2 separate regions of the Mus musculus genome follow, and region 1 is linked to region 2. A link is a loop called in an ENCODE intact Hi-C map of the cell type or tissue named here. Cell type or tissue: left cerebral cortex. All regions are shown on one strand. Links, peaks and the distances in the headings refer to the core of each region. The heading gives the core; the rest is flanking DNA. Region 1 has its middle 31 kb from the start of Gm12887. Region 2 has its middle 36 kb from the start of Gm12886.

Region 1 (9,505 bases), core at 1,069-9,068, 270 kb before region 2:
TATCATAATCCCACCACTCTAGAGGTAGACACCAATAGTGCCAGATTTCAAGAGAATATGTGGCTACAGAGAGAATTTCAGACTAAGGCTGGAGGGATGGCACTGTGTTTAAGAATATTGGCTGATCTTCCAGAGGACCTGGGATCAATTTCCAGCATCCATATAAAAGCTTGAAACTGTCTGTTATTGCAGGTCCAGGGGATCTGACATGCTCATACAGACATTTATACAAACCAAACACCAGTGCACATAAAATAATAATAAATCCCTTAAAAATGTAAATTTGGGTTGCCATCAATGTCATGAGACTAAATAAGGCAATAATAGTGCTGACAAGATTCTACAGTGGGTTAAGATACCTGCTTGCAAAAATAATGACCTGAATTTAATCCCTGAGTCATACATAGGATTAGGAGATAATTAACTCACCTCAAAATTCCTCTCTATTCTCTTTCTCTCTGTCTCTTTCTCTCTGCCTCTCTATCTCAGTCTCTCTCTCTGTCTGTCTCTCTCTCTGTCTGTCTCTCTCTCTGTCTCTCTCTCTGTCTCTCTCTGTCTGTCTCTGTCTCTGTCTCTCTCTGTCTCTGTCTCTCTCTCTCTCTCTCTCTCTCCACACACACATACACACTGAAAGTTCAACTAAGCACATCTTGGTAAAACATCTTCATTTTTTATTTGTCCAAACCAAAAGTTTTAGTATCATGTCATGCCTGCTACCTTTGTCTCTCATGCCATACCTAAATATGTTGACACCACCCATAAGTTTATCAAAAGTTCCATCCTCCCCACATATCATGTTACTATACAAATGTCACTATGTATGTCTAAGTCACAGTTATCTCTGGAGTTTAACGTCTTCAGTGTTTGCTTGTACCTTCTGTGACATCTATAATGTATTCTCAATACAGCAAATAAAACAGAACTGAGGACACTAGTGAGACAAGTCAAAAAATGTTCTCCTTGCTTTATTCCATAAATCCTGATGCTATGCAGTTTCCCTCCTCCCTTTCTTCAGTCCAAGGAATATTCCTGGCCTGACCCCACCTTCACCTTATTCCAAGAGAAAAAGAAGCAATTGACCAGCTACAGGACAAAGCCAGGTAATCTACAGGACAATGGGCCACTGAGCTGAGCCTTATAGAGGGAAACGCCTTAAGATTTTTGAAGACAAAGAATCTTCCCAGCTAATAAAATCATGAAAAAAAATGTTTTTGTTTTGTTTTGTTTTGTTCTGTCTCTGTTTAAAAAAAAAAAGAAAAGAAAAGAAAAAAAAAGCCTGTATTCCTATAATCAAAGCTGCTGTCACTCTTCCTCAACCCCCTTCTTTCTAATGACAAATTCTCCCCAGAGCACACAGCCAGCCTTCATTTCAGGAACCATTAGTAATATCTGCATGACCATCTAGTGTCACAAATAAAATGATCCTCACACTTCATTTTACTTTAAACTAAATATAAATTATTATTAATGGGTATTTACATGTAGATTTAACTGACTTGGAACTTACCATGTAGATCATGGAGGCTTCAAATTTGAAAATTTCCTTCAACATCTGCCTCCTGAATGCTGGAGAATTACTCTCCTGAACTCTCTGTCTACAGGCACTAGCTACCACAATGAGAGTGAACAATTCTTTACAAATGTAAAGAAAGCACAGTCTGCTATGTACCTCCTCACAAGTTCCTAGTCCAATTCCATATCATTACAATAGTATTAAAAGCCCCCATCCAAGTTATTTTAAATCCTTTAACTTTCATCACTTGCATTAATCAATCTCAAACATTTTCTATATGCATTTTTTAGACCTTAAAGTTCAAATTTAATATATTTTTATCCAATGATTTATTATGAGACACAGGTAGGTAACTATTGAGAACACTCATTTAATATGAAGCCTGTGAGTAAAGGAAATCTCTTTGCCCTTTTAAATAACAGTAGTGGATTACCTTGAGTTGAGGAGCTGGTTGTCCGTTTTGTTTTGTTTGATTGTTTTCTAAAATCTATAAGCTATAAATAACTTAGACACCAATATGACCAGTTATTTGAAGAAGGAAAAATTGTCATCTAAATGGTCTGAGCATCTTTCCTCCATTCTTGTCCATGCAGTTCTTTTAAACAGAAACAATTGTGGTTCAAAATTTTTAAAGATACGTTGGTGACCCTATCCCTCCACTTGGGGCCCTGTCTATCTAGGTCAGGTGGTCTCTTTGGGTTTAATCCTTACAGTGTTGGGCATTTAGGTTAAGGTCACCCCCATTGAATCCTGGGAGTCCCTCACATCCCAGATCTCCTGGACTTTCTAGAGGTTCCCCCCCACACACATCTTGCCCCCAGAAGCTGCATATTGTCTGGGCTTCTCTACTGTTCCCTTCCCACATACCTGATCCTGGACCCCTTTTACCCTGCCCTTCCCCTCTCCTAACTAGGTCCTTCCCTCTATCTGCCTCCCATGATTAGTTACCCATTCTAAGTTGGACTGAACCATCCTCAATTGGGCCTTTCTTATAGTTAAATATTATTGGTCTGTTGGTTGTACCATGGGTATTCTAGACTTAATTTCAACTTATGACCAAAATGGAGACTGAATACAAAATGGCTACAGTTGTCTTAAGAGGAGTAGGCCTCAACAGGTTAAATTTTGGTAAGTGATATATATGAATAAAATTGCCATTTCTTTTAGATTTTTCCAATTTTGTTCAGTATAGTTTTGTAAATGTAACTTTTAATCTCCTGATGTAATTTTTTTTCCTCTGAGGATTATTACCTCCATTCCCTAAAATAGGCCTAGTCCAGGAAACTTCTAGCTTCTGTACAATCAAATCTAGTCCTATACTGTTTTAGCCTCTGAAACATGCTGCTCAATAAGCTCACTCTTTTTAGCTCCTTCTGAACTCTGGCTGGTTGGTCAACTTAACTGTTTTGGTTCAAAACTCCTCTCCATCTTGATTTATCCAATCTGTCATCTTTCTTGGCCTCTGACTTTTGCTCTGCTTAGCCTCAAACTAAATCTGCCAATCTATTCTAATCTTCAGGCTCCCCATTTTTTGGTTTGCTCTATCTTCAACCATGTCTAGCTGGTTCCATCTTCAACCTGTCTCTGTAAAATTCTCCAGGTAAAACTGACTCCTCCCTTTTTCTCTAAACTGCTCTCTCTTAAGAAACTTCCAACCTGGAGGAGCCATCTTGGTCCCTGGATCCCTCCGAGACTAGTCTGCACAGGTGAGAGTGTAGACTACAGAAGCTAATAGCTTCTGGGACAGGCAGAAGTAACACAGCCTCTGAGGTAGACTTTGTTTCGGGCTCCAGGCATCTGGACACCTTTCTTGCCAGAGAAGATGTGTCTGCCCCACCCGGGAGGGCACTGCTGGAGCAACTGGGGGAGCCATCTTGGTTCCCAGACCACTCAGAGACTAGTCTGCACAGGTGAGAGTGTGGACTACAAAAGCTGACTGTTTCGGGGACAGGCAGAAACTACACAGCTTCTGGGACAGGCCCTGTTTCAGGCCTTCATCTTCTGCCAGGAGGCAGGTCTGAAGGCCAGATATCTTTGCACCTTCACTGCAAGAGAAGAGCTTGCCTGCAGAGAGTGATCTGACCACTGAAACTCAGGAGAGATCTAGTGTTTCAGGTCTGCTGATAGAGTCTAACAGAATCACGGGAGGAACAAGCTCTAACCAGAGACAACTATAACAACTAACTCCAGAGATTACCAGATGGCAAAAGGCAAACGTAAGAATCTTATTAACAGAAACCAAGACCACTCACCATCATCAGAATGCAGCACTCCCACATCAGCCAGTTGTGGTCACCCCAACACACCCTAAAAGCTATAGCTGGATTTTAAAAAAGCATATCTCATGATGATGGTAGAGGACATCAAGAAGGACTGTAATAACTCACTTAATGAAATACAGGAGAACACTGCTAAAAACTTACAAGTTCTAAAAAACAAAAAACAAAACAACAACAACAACAACAAAAACCAGGAAAACACAACCAAACAGGTGATGAAAATGAGCAAAACCATAATAGACCTAAAAAGGGAAGTAGGCACAATAAAGAAAACCCAAAGTGAGGCAACAGTGGAGATAGAAAAACTAGGAAAGAAATCTGGAATCATAAATGGAACCATCAGCAACAGAATACTAGAGATGGAAGAGAGAATCTCAGTTGCAGAAGATTCCATGCAGAACATCGGCACAACAATCAAAGAAAATGCAAAATGCAAAAAGATCAACTCAAAACATTCAGGAAATCCAGGACACAATGAGAAGACCAAACCTACAGATCATAGGAGCAGATGAGAATGAAGATTTTCAACTTAAAGGGCCTGCAAATATCTTTGACAAAATGGTCTGTGCCCATATCTTCTAGGCCTTTCCCCACTTTCTCCTCTATAAGTTTCACTGTCTCTGATCTTATGTGGTGGTCATTGATCCACTTAGATTTGACCTTAGTACAAGGAGATAAGAATGGATCAATTTGCCTTCTTCTACATTTTAACTGCCAGTTGTGCCAGCACCATTTGTTGAAAATGTGGTCTTTTTTCCACTGGAAGGTTTTAGCTCCCTTGTTAAAGATCAAGTGACCATAGGTGTGTGGATTCATTTCTGGGTCTTCAATTCTATTCCACTGGTCTACTTGTCTGTTGCTATACCAGTACCATGCAGTTTTTATCACAATTGCTCTGTAGTACAGCTTTAGGTCAGGCATGGTGATTCCACCATAGGTTCTTTTATCCTTGAGAAGAGTTTTTGCTATCCTAGGTTTTTTGTTATTCCAGATGAATTTGCAGATTGCTCTTTCTAATTCGTTGAAGAATTGAGTTGGAATTTTCATAGGGATTACAATGAATCTGTAGATTGCTTTTGGCAAGATAGCCATTTTGACTATATTTATCCTGCCAAACCATGAGCATGGGAAATCTTTCCATCTTCTGAGATCTTCTTCAGTTTCTTTCTTCAGAGACTTGAGGTTCTTATCATACAGCTCTTTCACGTCCTTACTAAGAGTCACACCAAGGTATTTTATATTATTTGTGACTTTTGTGAAGGGTGTTGTTTCTCTAATTTCTTTCTCATCCTGTTTATCCTTTGTGGGAAGAGAGGACCTTGGTCTTGTAAAGATATGCCCCAGTACAGTGGAGTGCCAGGGTCAGGAAGCAGGAGTATGTGGGTTAGGGTACAGGGTCGGGGGAAGGTATACGAGGCTTTGGGGATAGCATTTGAAATGTAAATGAAGAAAATATCTAATAAAAAAAGAAAAGAAAAAAGAATGACTTCCTGGATAGAAAAAAAAAGATACATTGGTAAGTCTGTCACATCTCTGCAAGAGCAATTAGGGGTTTTTAGCTACTGAGACATCTTTCTAGAGCATCCCCTCCACAGTATTCAATCTTATTCATGTGTTTTTTTAAATTTTATCAGAGCACAGCGTTTCACTATATATCTCTGGTTGTCCTGAAGTTAACTGGGTAGATCAGGATGCATTCCAAATCACAGGTGTGCCAGCCCCGGTTCCACAAATTCAGGGATTCCAGACCTGTGTCAGTACAACCAACTTCTCCAGCAAATTTTGCACTCACTTTGATCAAACTCTTGCTTCAAGGTCTCTATTTACAAAGTGTATTTCTTTTCTTTTCCTTTCCTTTCCTTTTCTTCCCTTTCCTTTCCTCTCCTCTCCTCTCCTCTCCTTTCCTCTCCTCTCTTCTTTTCTTCTTTCTCTCTTCTCTTCTCTTCTCTTCTCTTCTCTTTTCTTTTCTTTTCTTTTCTTTTCTTTTTTTGTATTCAAGGCTAGCCTCATATTCATTATGAGGTCAAGGTTGATATTGAAATTCAGATACTGCTCTCTCCATCTTGGAGTGGTGGAATTAATGACACTTGCAATCAAAGTTTATATGGTTCTTCTCTTTAATTGACACACATTCATGGGTCACAATATGGGATTTTCTTTCAACTACTCTGCCCACAGGAAGAGTAGGTGCTAGATACAGGATAAAATTAATTGTCTACATGGACACGAAGGTATATGTGTAGAGGTAAGAGACAACTTTCTGGAGTTGGGATATCCTTCCACCAGGGATCTGACAGTCCAAGTCAGTTGGTCTGGCCTTCCTGGCAACTATCTCAATCCACTGAGCCATCTTACCTGATGGAAACCAACAAATGTTAAGGAAGTATGAAAGTAAGTACAGAGATATTCACTCTATTATCCCTGGTTTTTACAAAAATCTATTTCTATTTTTTCCACAATAAAAGTCAAAGTAAGCAAGATTAAGGTATATACTGAGATTTTTAAGTGCCTTCAGTCCAGTCCCCATCTTTAAATTCAGACACATATTTTGAATGTGCTGAAGTACAGCTTTATTTTTTTACACTCTCCAACAGTATGACTACAGATGAAGTCTATCCTGTCCCTTTATACAACAGACAAACTGCCTGTGTAAAGAAACTGACATACACACTAACACCTCCACAGTATCTTCCCGTTTATGAAATGACAACATTTTTCATCAAGTTGCTCATCTCTGTAATTTGGGAGTCATCCTGGAATCCTCTCCTTTCACCATTACATTTGATCAACAAATACACCTTGACTCTGATCCCTTGCTAAGAACAGTCTTCCCTGTTCTTCTACACTGAGATGTTTGTTACAAAAGACTTTTCACACATCTATCTCCTTAGTTCTATCTGTGTCCTCTAAACTTGTACTCCATAGTTTATTTAATCCAGAGTTTATTTAAGTACATAAATTGTATTGATAAAGTGGTATAGCGGGTAAAGTTACCCATTGTCATGACTGACAACCTGAGTTCACTCCCTGAATATTTTATGGAACAAAGACAGAACCAATTCTCTTAAATTATCCTTTAACATTCATAAGCACGCCACACCAAATGTTTGACCACACAATAAATACACAAATGTAATGAAAATTAAATTTATGAACTGACCATATGGCTTTTTAGTTTAGTGTTCACTGCTCTTGCAAAGGTTACAAGTTAGGATACCACATTGGTTGGCTCACAGATGTCCTCCAACCCAATTTCAGGGGATTTGACACTCTCTTCTGCCCTCTCTGTTACCTGCAGACATGTGATATCTGTCTGTCTGTCTGTCTGTCTGCCTATCCCAATATTACCTGCCACAGGGCTAGAACAATCTTAGTTCCATAAAAACCTGTTAATGAAGATGGAGAGAGAGGTGTGTCCATCTAATGATTCACCTGTCCCTGAGAGTTTTCCAGTATGAAGTAACTGTCTTCTTCCTCATTAGTGCTATCTAGTTGTATTTTGTTTTGTTTTGTTTTCTCACAAAATGCAGTAAAAAAAATTGACAAGGACAATTGTCTTAGTGTACAAATAACAAACCTACTAAGATTTTTCCTTAAATGAGTGGATTCTGAATGTGATCACACAAGTTTATCATCTAGTTCTCATAAGGCTGAGGCAGAAGTGTTGCTGGTGTCTGAGGCTAACCTGGTATCCAAACAAAGACTTTATCTCAATTGAAACAGAAATTCAAACATCGTGTGGATACACAATAGAAATGAGAACAATGGGATAGAAGTGAAAGTTGGGGGAAGAGAGAAGACTGCAGTTGAGGTATGAGGTAAGTTTAGTATCACAGATCCTCAGTTCTACCCCCCAATAACAACAGCTGTAATCACAGTAGATCACAACTCTCTGTAACACCAATTCCAGAGAAGCAGAGCTTCTCTTAGACATACTTGCAGGAAAAATATTTATATACATACAATAATTTAAAATAAATTTTAAATTAATCAGAAGTTACCTTAATGTATTTCTGCCAGAAACTGAGACCATATCTTTCATGGGAGGTATTGGGCATCTCTTAATCACTGAAGTACTGGAGAAATCATAGGTGATTGTCAGCTCTGATGTTTACATTGGAGTGTTCCAACAGTATATTCACAGATTAAGTTATATAAAACACTATGGCTCCCCTAACCAGAGTGTTACAAGGACCGTCCTCTCAAAGGCCAAATACAAATCTTTCATAGAAATGAAATCAAAAGAGGCTGGAAAAATAGCTCAGCTAGTGAAAGGCTTGTCATGCAGCATACCAAAATGAGTGTGAATCACATGACCCTTTTAAAAAATAATTTAAACAAATACATAGAAAATCCAAACACAGCAGTAATCTAGAATATCAACACTTGGGAGATGGAGACAGAAAGGTCTCAGAGGCCTGTCAATCAGCAAGTATAGCTCATTTGTGAGATCCAGTTCCATTGAGAGACATTTTATATCATCAGTCATCATCATCTTCATTTTGTCCAGCAAGCACACCATAAACAAATAATTATAGTTTTAAATTTTTTAAATATCAAGTGGTCACCCACAACTTTAATTTCTGCACTGCAGAGGCAGAGGCAAAGTATCTTTATGAATTGGAACCAGCCTCATCTACACAGCCAGTTCTGGATAGCCAGTGCTACACAGAGATATCCTGTATCAAAACCATCAAACTAAAACAAAACTAAACTGAAGAGAAGTAGAGGGCTAGAGAGATGGCTGAGTGGGTAAGAGTGGTTCCTGCTCTGGCACGGGACTCAAATCCAATTCCTAGTTATCACAATCTGTAGCTCAAACTGACCTGTAACTTAGGCTTTGGGTAATGTGATACACACTTGTGCACATTCCCAGCATTCCTCCCCAAACACACACAGGGAATAAATAACAAAAAATAAATAAAAATTTAGATTTCCTAAAAAGGTAAGGTAGAAAAACAATTGAAGAACACACCTAACATCTGTCTTCCAGACACCTGCTCATACAGGTACACATACACAAGGAAACATTTATATGAATACACACACACACACACACACACACACACACACACACAGAGACACACACACACACACAAACACAAACACAAACACAAACACAAACACAAACACAAACACAAACACAAAAACACAGAAATAAAATAATTTAAGTTCCATAAAGCTTCTTAGTGGTACATCTCACAGATAACTTCTTTTCATTGATATGGGAAGATCTCAAAATACAGTCAATTTATTTGAAAAGAAAAACATCAATTCTGTGTACGTGTCACCATGGAATAGAAGTCCATTGACAATAGCTTGTATGCAGCAGTAAATGGAATAGAATTGAGGCCTTGCTGCAACTCAGGATCCTTATCAATAACCAGGAGCTCATGAGAACTGCCATTCAAGATGTTTTTCACCACATTTTAAGAAAGGAGCAGTGAGAAAGCAAAGGATGGGTCTGTTTATAACTGGAGCTTCTTTCAGAGGAGAGGTGAGTTTAGTTGTGTGGTGGTTGGATGAGGATATCCCCCATACTCCCAGGTATTTAAATTTAGGGTCTCCATGTGATGGTGTTGTTTGAGGATGTTATGGGGACCTGCAGTCTTGCTGGACAAAGTGTATCACTGGGGTGGGACTTAAGTGTTCACAGCCTTGCCTCACTTCCAGTTTGCTCTCCCTGATTCCTGCTTGCTCTTAAAGCAGATCT
Region 2 (9,505 bases), core at 960-8,959:
CCCACTAGCAAAAACGTCCTGCATGACTGTGGTTCATTTGGAGGGCCTGAGATAGCTCAAATAGAATAAAGACCCTGCTGTGAATTGCATCAGATTGGTTCCTGTCTGGTTTTTTGGAGATCACTAACATTTTGTTGGCATAATACTAGGATTATAAACATGAGTGCTGATACCCAGTTCCCACTCATTTAAAGAAAATCATTAATGATTTGATGTGTGCACTAGTCAATGGTCACATCTCATTGAATATAGTGTAACAAATTATCCATCACTAATGAGGAAGTAGGAAGTTTCTTGGAAGTATAAAGCTCTGTGGCACAGAAAATCATCAGGTGGCCATCTATCTCTCTCCAAATAAATTGACAGGATTTCATGGAAGTAAGAATGTTCCAGCCATGTGATAGGTAGGGTATGAACATTGTATGGGTGTATATATGTGCTGTGGGTGACAGGGAGACCAGAAGAAGGTGCCAGGTCCTCTGAAGCTGGAGGACAGGCTTCTCTGAACCAACTGTGTGGGTGGTGGGGATGTTAACTTGGGTCCTACTAAGAAATCTCTGTAGCCACTAAAGTTAATTTTCATTTACATTACTTATTGTGTGTGGTCACACATGTGCCATGCTGTAGATGTGAAGGTCAGAGGGAAGTTTAAAGGAGTCACTTCTGTCTTTCTTCTACATGGCATTCAAGAAGTGAAGCCAGGTTGTCTTGGCAACAGATGTCTTTACCTGCTCTAACACCTTTGCAACCCAGGGGATGTTCTTAATTGAACTCCTCTGGATGCTTATGGAGGAGAAAAGTATATAATCAAGGAGACTAGCAATAAGGCCTTTGTCACAATTAGAGTAGAATGACAGGGAAGGCTGCTTTCAACAGGGTGGTTAGAAGGGAAAAGATTCTGGGTGTATTTTTTTATATATAACATGATGGGATTATAGAGGAAAAAAGGATGACACCTAAGTTAACAGGATGAGCAACTGGCTGAATTGCATTGTCATTTACAGAGACAGGGAGCCACTGGGGAGGAACAGAGGGTGTATGTGTTCATTTGTTAGGCAGGCAGTTTAACTGTGGTGTGAGATGGCATGATGTAGAGTTTATTTGTAAGTATTGCTTTGACATGGCCACCAAATAGAGCGGTATATCAGGCCAGTGGAAATACATGCCTGACAAGATGACAACAAGGTTAGATGTACTCAGAAGTTTTCAGTATATACTTTGATATTGTTTACTTTAACAATTTTATGAGAAAATTATAAATAGATGCAAAAACATTGAACAATAGAATGATGAGCTCTGTTCTACAAATTATCTCTTGTTAACATTTGTCAATTTCGGTCTGATAAGATGGCTCAGTGGTTCACCAACTCTGTGCTCAAGGTGACCTGGTTGTGGTGCCTACCAGATGGGACATGTGACCCTGGTCAGGCCAGGTTTTCTGCTTCCCTAATGCTGCCTCTGGTCCCCAGTGATTGGATTGGAAGAGAAATTGTGTTCCACTCACCAGTGGTCCTAAGATCGTGTGGAGAGTTCTCTAGGGACCTTGGGGGTGTCTTCCTGATCTTGGGGCTGGGACGTAGGTCTTCTGAAAATACTACACACTCTTAACCACTAAACAGGTCTTCATTCTCTATCCCCCACCACTACAGCAATACACACATACCAACAGAAATACACACACACTCATATACAACACTTTTTAATTATACTATTTGTTTTGCCAAATTTCTGGGAATTATTTATATCCTCTGGACCTTGAAGTCACATAGACTTTTCACAAATATTGTCCTTTATGCTGGAGGCTGCCCTCATCTACTAGGTTCCAGCTTGTTTTAACTGTGGTATGAGACATCATTGAGAGTTTTATCAAACTGAATGTGATGGTTCAGGAGATGTGGAAACAGTATTCTGAACACACAATGAACAAACAAAAATTCAATATCAAGGATGAAGTGAATTGAGTTTTCCTGGCATTGTAAGCATCTCCCACTTTACTGGAGCCTTGGTTCTAAACATAAAACTCTTCCACTGTGCATTGTATATGCTGGCCCACCAGAAATGCCATTAAATGCTGCCTCAGACCCTCAGCTCAGACTCCAGACTGAGGTATGTTATGACCTCCTGTTCTTTTATCATGCAACAATGTACATGCTCTTATAGAAACAAGGCTTCAATTACAAGAATCAAGGATTTAAAATTTTTCTATAGAGTATAAATATCAAATTAATATCTTTCTATTATATTGTGTTTGAATGTTGGATTTTAGAAATTGGTGTTTCATGGACTGGATAGATGGCTCATTTTCCAAGAGAATAGAGGACCGGTGTTCAGTTCCCAGCATCCACATGTTTACTTTACAACTGTTTTTAACTCCCGTTCCAGAGTATCTGATAGCCTCTTCTGGCCACTGTGGTTATTTCACACACAGGCTGCATAGGCATACATGTAAAAAAATATATACCTGTACACATAAACAATAAGTTAATAAATGTTTTAAAATTGATGTTTTGATTCACAAACTTCCATCATTTTTCTTTTTAGCTGAGAGACACCAAAAGGATTGGTATCATTAAAAAGAATACTGGAAGAGAAATGCCCAGAATTTACATCCCTCTCCTAGAGTTTGATGACAGTATGATGGAGGTATGATGCCAGCTTATTCTCTGAGGGGTTTGATAAGCAATGCTATTTTAACACTTTCCATTGAAAACCATATCCGCACTGGTTTTACTTTATTTTTGTGGGGATGGGGTTGGGAGGGTGGTAGTTCTGGATTTTTTCCTTAGTCCAACCTGGTCTGGAACTTGACCTTCTTGCCCCAGACTCATGAGTGTTGACACTGCCCGCATGTGCCATCATGCTCAAGAACTCTAATGGATATATGAAGGACTCAGCCTGTGTGAGTAATTTTTATGTTGCTGTGATAAAAACATGAAGATGAAAAGCAACTTATGTACAACTTATGTGGACTTATTGTTCCAAAGAGATAAAAGCGCTTCATGTCAGAAAGCATGGCAGCAGGAAAAAGGAACGTGAAAGTGAACTGCTTTAAGTACAAGCAGGAATCAGGGAGAGCAAACTGGCTGTGGGTCAAGGTTGTCAACCCTTAAATCCCACCCCAGTGATACCCTTCTTCCAGCAAGACTGCAGGTCCCCATAACATCCAGATGTTAGGTGTGTTCTTCAATTGTTTTTCTACCTTACCTTTTTAGGAAATTTAAATGTTTAATTTGTTGTTATTTATTCCCTGTGTTTCTTTGGGGAGGAAAGCTTGGAATGTGCACAAGTGTGTATCACATTACCTAAAGCTGAAGTTACAGGTGACTTTGAGCTACAGATTGTGGTAACTAGGAATTGGATTGGAGGCCCCTGCCAGAGAAGGAATAGCTCTTACCCACTCAGCCATCTCTCCAGCCCTCTACTTCTCTTCTGTTTAGTTTTGTTTTAGTTCGATGGTTTTGATACAGGACTTCTCTGTGTAGCACTGGCTATCCAGAACTGGCTGTGTAGTTAAGTCTGATTCCAATTCATAGAGATACTTTGACTCTGCCTCTGCAGTGCAGACATTAAAGTTGTGGGTGACCACTTGATATTTAAATTTTTTAAAACTATAATTATTTGTTTAGTGTGTGCTTGCTAGTCAAAATGATGATGATGATGATGATGATGGTGATGGTGATGATGATGATGATGCCAAATGTCTCTCAATGGAACTGGAACTCACAAATGAGATAGACTTGCTGATTTACAAGCCCCAGAGATACTCCTGTCTCCATCTCCCAAGTGTTGATATTCTAGATTATTGCTGTGTCCAGATTTTCTATGTATTTTTTAAATAATTTTTTAAATAGGGCCATGTGATTCCCACTCAGTTCAGTATTTAGAACAACAAGCCTTTCACTGACTGAGCTATTTTTCCAGCCTCTCTTGACTTATTTTCTGTGAAAGGTTTGTATTTGGCCTTTGAGAAGATGGTCCTTAAAACACTATGGTTAGGGGAGCCATGGTGTATTAAATAGCTTAATCTGTGAAGATACTGTTGGTACACTCCAATGAAAACATCAGACCTGACAATCACCTATGATTTCTCTAGTACCTCAGTGATTAAGAGATGCCCAATACTTCCCATGAAAGATATGATCTCAGTTTCTTGCAGAAAATCATTAAGGTAACTCCTGATTCATTTAAAATTTATTTTAATTATTGTATGTATATAGATATTTTTCTGCATGTATGTCTAAAAGAAGCTCTGCTTCTCTGGAATTGGTGTTACAGACAGTTGTGATCTACTGTGATTATAACTGTTGTTGTTGGGTGTAGAACTGAGGATCTATGATACTTAACTTACCTCAGACCTCGGATCTCAACTGCAGAGTGTTCTTTCTTATCCCAACTTTCACTCCTTTCCCTTGGTTCTCCTTTCTAGTGTGTATCCACATGATATTTGAATTTCTGTTTCAATTGAGATAGAGTCTTTCTTTGGATACCAGGCTAGCCTCAGACACCAGCAACACTCCTGCCTCAGCCTTATGAGAACTACATTATAAACTTGTGTGATCACATTCAGAATCCACTCATTTAAAGAAAAATCTTAGTGGGTTTTTTTATTTGTACACTGAGACAGCTGTCCTTGTCAAATTTTATTACTGCATCTTGTGAGAAAACAAAACAAAAAACACAACTAGATAGCTCTTATGAGGAAGACGAAAGTTACTTCATACTGGAAAACTCTCTGGGACAGGTGAACCATTAGATGGATATCTCTCTCTCTCTCTCTCTCTCTCTCTCTCTCTCTCTCTCTCTCTCTCTCCATCTTCATTAATATGTTTTTTATGGAATTAAGATTGTTCTAGCCCTGTGGCAAGTAATATTGGGGTAGACAGACAGACAGACAGACAGGCTTACAGGTATCATGTGACTGCAGGTAACAGGGATGGCAGAAGAGAGTGTCAAATCCCCTGAAACTGGATTGGAGGACATCTGTGAACCAACCAATATGGGATCCTAACATGTAACATTGCAAGAGCAGTGAATAATGAACTAAAAAGCCATATGGTCAAAACCTAAAATTAATTTTCATTACATTTGTGTATTTATTGTATGATCAAACATTTGGTATGGTGTGTTGTGAATGTTAAAGGATAATTTATGAGAATTGGTTCTGTCTTCATTCCATAAAAGACTCAGGAACTGAACTCAGGTTGTCAGTCATGACAACGGGCACCTTTACCTGCTATACCATTTTATCAATACAATTTATGTTCTTAAATAAACTCTGGATACATATGGAGTACAAGTTTAGAGGACACGGATAGAACTGAGGAGATAGGTGTGTGAGAAGGCTTATATAACAAACAGCTCAGTGTAGAAGAACAGAGAAGACTGTTCTTAGCAAGGGATCAGAGTCAAGATGTATTTGTTGATCAATTGTAATGGTGAAAAGAGAGAAGTCTAGGATGACTTCCAAATTATAGAGATGAGCAAATCGATGAATAATGTTGTCATTTCAGAAACAGAAAGACACTGTGGAGGTGCTAGTGTGTATGTCAGTTTCTTTATGCAGGAAGTTTGACAGTTTGGAAAAGGAACAGGATAGAGACTTCATCTGTATTCTCACTGTTTGAGATTGTAAAGAAATAAAGCTGTACTTCAGCACATTCAAAATATGTGTCTGAATTTAAAGATGGGGACAGGACTGGAGGCACTTAAAAATCTCAGTATATACCTTAATCTTGCTTACTTTAACCTTTGCTATGGGAAAACTAGAAATAGATTTTTGTAAAAATCAGAGATAATAGAGTGAATATTTCTGTACTTACTTTCATCCTTCCTTAACATTTGTTGGTTTCCATCAGGTAAGATGGGTCAGTGGATTATAATAGTTGCCCAGAAGGCCAGTCCAAATGACTTGGACTGTCAGATCACTGGTGGAAGGTGATACCAACTCCAGAAAGTTGTCTCTTATATCTAAACACATACCCTCCTGTCCATGTATACAATTTTATCCCATATCTAGCACCTACTCTTCCTGTGGACAGAGTAGTTTAAAGGAAATCCCATATTGTAACCTGTGAATGTGTGTCAATTAAAGAGAAAACCTTAGAAACTTTGATCGCAATTGTGATTAATCCCACCATCCAAGATGGAGAGAGCAGGATCTTAAGTTTAATATCATCCTTGACTTCATAATGAATGTGAGGCTAGCTTCGAATTTAAAAAAATTGAAAAAAGAAAAGAAAAGAGAAAAAGAAAAAGAAAAGGAAAAGGAAAAAGAAAAAGAAAAAAGAAAAAGAAAAAGAAGAAAAAGAAAAAAAGAGAAAAGGAAAAAGAAATACACTTTGTGAATAGAGACCATGATGCAAAAGTTTAATCAAAATGGGTTCAAAACTGGCTGGAGAAGTTGGTTGTACTGACACAGATCTCAAATCCCTGGATTTGTGGAACAGGGGCAGGCACACCTCTGATTTTGAATGCATCCTGATCTACCCATGTTAACTTCAGGACAGCCAGAGATATATAGTGAAACTTTGTGTATTGTTTTAAAAACAAAACAGCAACAACAAACAATAGACGAATGAGATTGAAGACTGTGGAGGTGTTGCACTAGAAAGATGGCTCAGTGGCTAAAAACGCCTAACTGCTCTTGGAGAGATGTGACAGACTTACCAGAGTATCGTTTTTTTCTTCCAGGATGTCATTCTTTTTTATTAGATATTTTCTTAATTTAAATTTCAAATGCTTTCCCCAAAGCCCGCTATACCCTCCCCCTGTCCTGCTCCCCAACCCACCCACTCCTGCTTCCTGGACCTGTCTTTTCCCTGCACCGGGGCATATGATCTTTGCAAGACCAAGGGCCTCTTCTCCCACTGATGGCCGACCAGGCCATCCTCTGCTACATATGCAACTAGAGACAGAGCTCTGGGGCCGGGGGTGGGGGTGGGGGTTACTGTTTAGTTCATATCGTTGATCCTCCTTTATGGTTACTAAAGACTTTCTGCATTTAGCTCCTAGAGTACTGTCTCTATCTCCTTCATTATGGGCCCTGTGTTCCATCCAATAGATGACTGTGAGAATCCAATTCTGTATTTGCAAAGAACTCGCATAGCCTCACAGGAAATAGCTATACCAGTGTCGTGTCAGAAAAATCTTGTTGTCATAGGCAATAGTGGCTGGGTTTGGTGATTGTATATGGCATGGATCCCTGGGTGGGGCAGATTTCTAGATGGTCTTTTCTTCTGTCTCAGCTCCAATCTTTGTCTCTGTAAATCCTTCCATGGGTATTTTGTTCCCTATTCCAAGATGGAGCAAGTAACCACACTTTGGTCTTCGTTATTCTTGAGTTTCATGTGTTTTGCAAATTGTATCTTAGATATTCTAAGGTTCTGAGCTAATATCCCTTATCAATGAGTGCATATCATGTGTGTTCTTTAGTGATTGTGTTACTTCACTCAGGATGATATCCTCCAGATGCATCCATTTGACTAAGAATTTCATGAATTCATTGTTTTAAATTGCTAATTAGCAATCCATTGTGTAAATGTACCACATTTTCTGTATCCATTCCTCTGTTGAGGGATATATGGGTTCTTTCTGGTCTCTAGTTGCATATGTAGTAGAGGATAGCCTAGTCAGCCATCAATGGGAAAAGAAGCTCTTGGCTATGCGAAGATCTTATGCCTCAATGCAGGAGAATGCCCTGGAAAGGAAGCAGGAGTGGGTAGGTTGGGGAGCAGGGCGGGGGAAGAGTCCAGGGAACTTTGGGGATAACATTTGAAATGTAAATGAAGAAAACATCTAATAAAAATGTATAAAAAATGAAATGCCACCAACTTTCAAAAGGCAAATAAATAAATAAGGCTGCTATGAACATAGTGGAGCATGTGTCCACATTACAAGTAGGAACTTCTTCTGGGTATATGCTCAGGAGTGGAATTGCTGGAACTACTGGTAGAAATATGTCCAATTTTCTGAGGAACCACCAGACTAATTTCCAGAGTGCTTGTACCAGCTTGAAATCCCACCAACAATAGAGGAGTGTTTCTCTTTATCTGCATCCTCTCCAGCATCTGCTGTCACCTGAATTTTTTATCTTAGCCATTCTGATTGCTGTGAGGTGAAATCTCAGGGGTGTTTCAATTTGCATTTCCCTGATGATTAAGGATGTTGACCATTTTTTTCAGGTGCTTCTCAGCCATTCGGTATTCCTCAGTTGAGAATTCTTTGTTTAGACGTGTACCCTGTTTTTTAACAGGGTTATTGGATATTTTGGTGTCCATCTTCTTAAGTTCTTTTTATATAAATATATGTGTGTGTGTGTGTGTATATATATATATACATATATATATAGTGTGTGTATGTATATGTATGAATATGTATGTATGTATGAATATGTGTGTGTGTGTATATATATATTGGATATAAGTCCCCTATCTGATTTTGGATTGGTAAAGGGTAAAGATCCTTTCCCAATCTGTTGGTGGCCTATTTGTCTTATTGTCAATGTCCTTTGCCTTACAGAAGCTTTGCAATTTTATAAGGTCTCATTTGTCAATTCTTGATCGTACAGCAAAAACCATTGCTCTTCTGTTCAGGAATTATTTCCCTGTTACCAATGTATCTTAAACTTCAGCCATTTGTTCCAAGACAAAGCCACAGTATGTGAAAACATCATGAACATAGCCTTGCTCTGAACCTCATTTTGAATTCCTGGGAACCAATGTAACCACAAAATGCAAACCCTGTCTTCACAGAACAGCGTACTCTCCTGCTTATGCACATAACCCTTCCCTTTCTCCCTCCTCCTAGTTTGGGAAAGGTTTCTAGTTTGTAAAAGAGGCATGTTCACTTAGTGTAAGCTCTGCTCAGGTTCTCTGAAAAAAAAAATCCACCTGCACTTTGAGCCAAGTCACTTCCGTTCTTTTTCCTATCATGGTACTCTGTCCTAGGTCAAGCTCAAACAGGAGACCCTGTAGTAACCCATTTAGCATTTGCAGCAGTAGTGCATGCAGGGCTAACCCTTGGATACTGCCTGAAGTTTGAACAAGAATTCCATTCTGTCTCTGAACCTCCCCTACTTTATCCTGCCCAGCCTTCCTCTGTCAGCCCTCTTCATTGAGGGTTACATATTGTCTGTTCCTCCAGACTCCTGGGTCCTGACACGGGCAAATCTGCAAACACTTGATGGACTTGTTGGGTCTTACTCTTGTCTCTTCCTCCTTCCCTTCTTCTCCATTTCTCTCCACCATTTCTCTTTGCCTTCTTCCTTTCTCCTTCCCTCCTTCCATAGATTTCTACCTCAAAATTGTCCCAACATTAAAAGTCACTCAAATCTTCCAGTCAGACATCCAAAAGAACAGTTTTCTGACCTGTGAGATGATGAGTGTCTTCTGTCTGCAAGACTGTTTTGGGACTGCCTCTGTGCTCAATCCTTTTCTCCAGGACAGAATCACCAGTTTCTGTTAAAAGGTAGGGACACCCTAAAGCCTCTAACAAATACTCTAATTTC

What was found. Peaks named below come from ENCODE experiments on the same cell type or tissue, not always from the same donor. Only the 100,000 strongest peaks of a DNase experiment are listed, where the experiment ranks them.
Region 1: a loop joins it to region 2, with 6 times the contacts of the local background. A loop is called at or near these places in 10 of 42 quality-filtered maps.

Annotation. Positions count from the first base shown.
Region 1 is chr4:121,648,813-121,658,317 of GRCm38, reverse strand. No RefSeq gene overlaps it. Among named protein-coding and RNA genes, the nearest start is that of Gm12887, 31 kb to the right of the region's middle. In left cerebral cortex, for the core only: no CTCF peak of the experiment used is centred there; no DNase peak of the experiment used is centred there.
Region 2 is chr4:121,382,800-121,392,304 of GRCm38, reverse strand. No RefSeq gene overlaps it. Among named protein-coding and RNA genes, the nearest start is that of Gm12886, 36 kb to the left of the region's middle. In left cerebral cortex, for the core only: no CTCF peak of the experiment used is centred there; no DNase peak of the experiment used is centred there.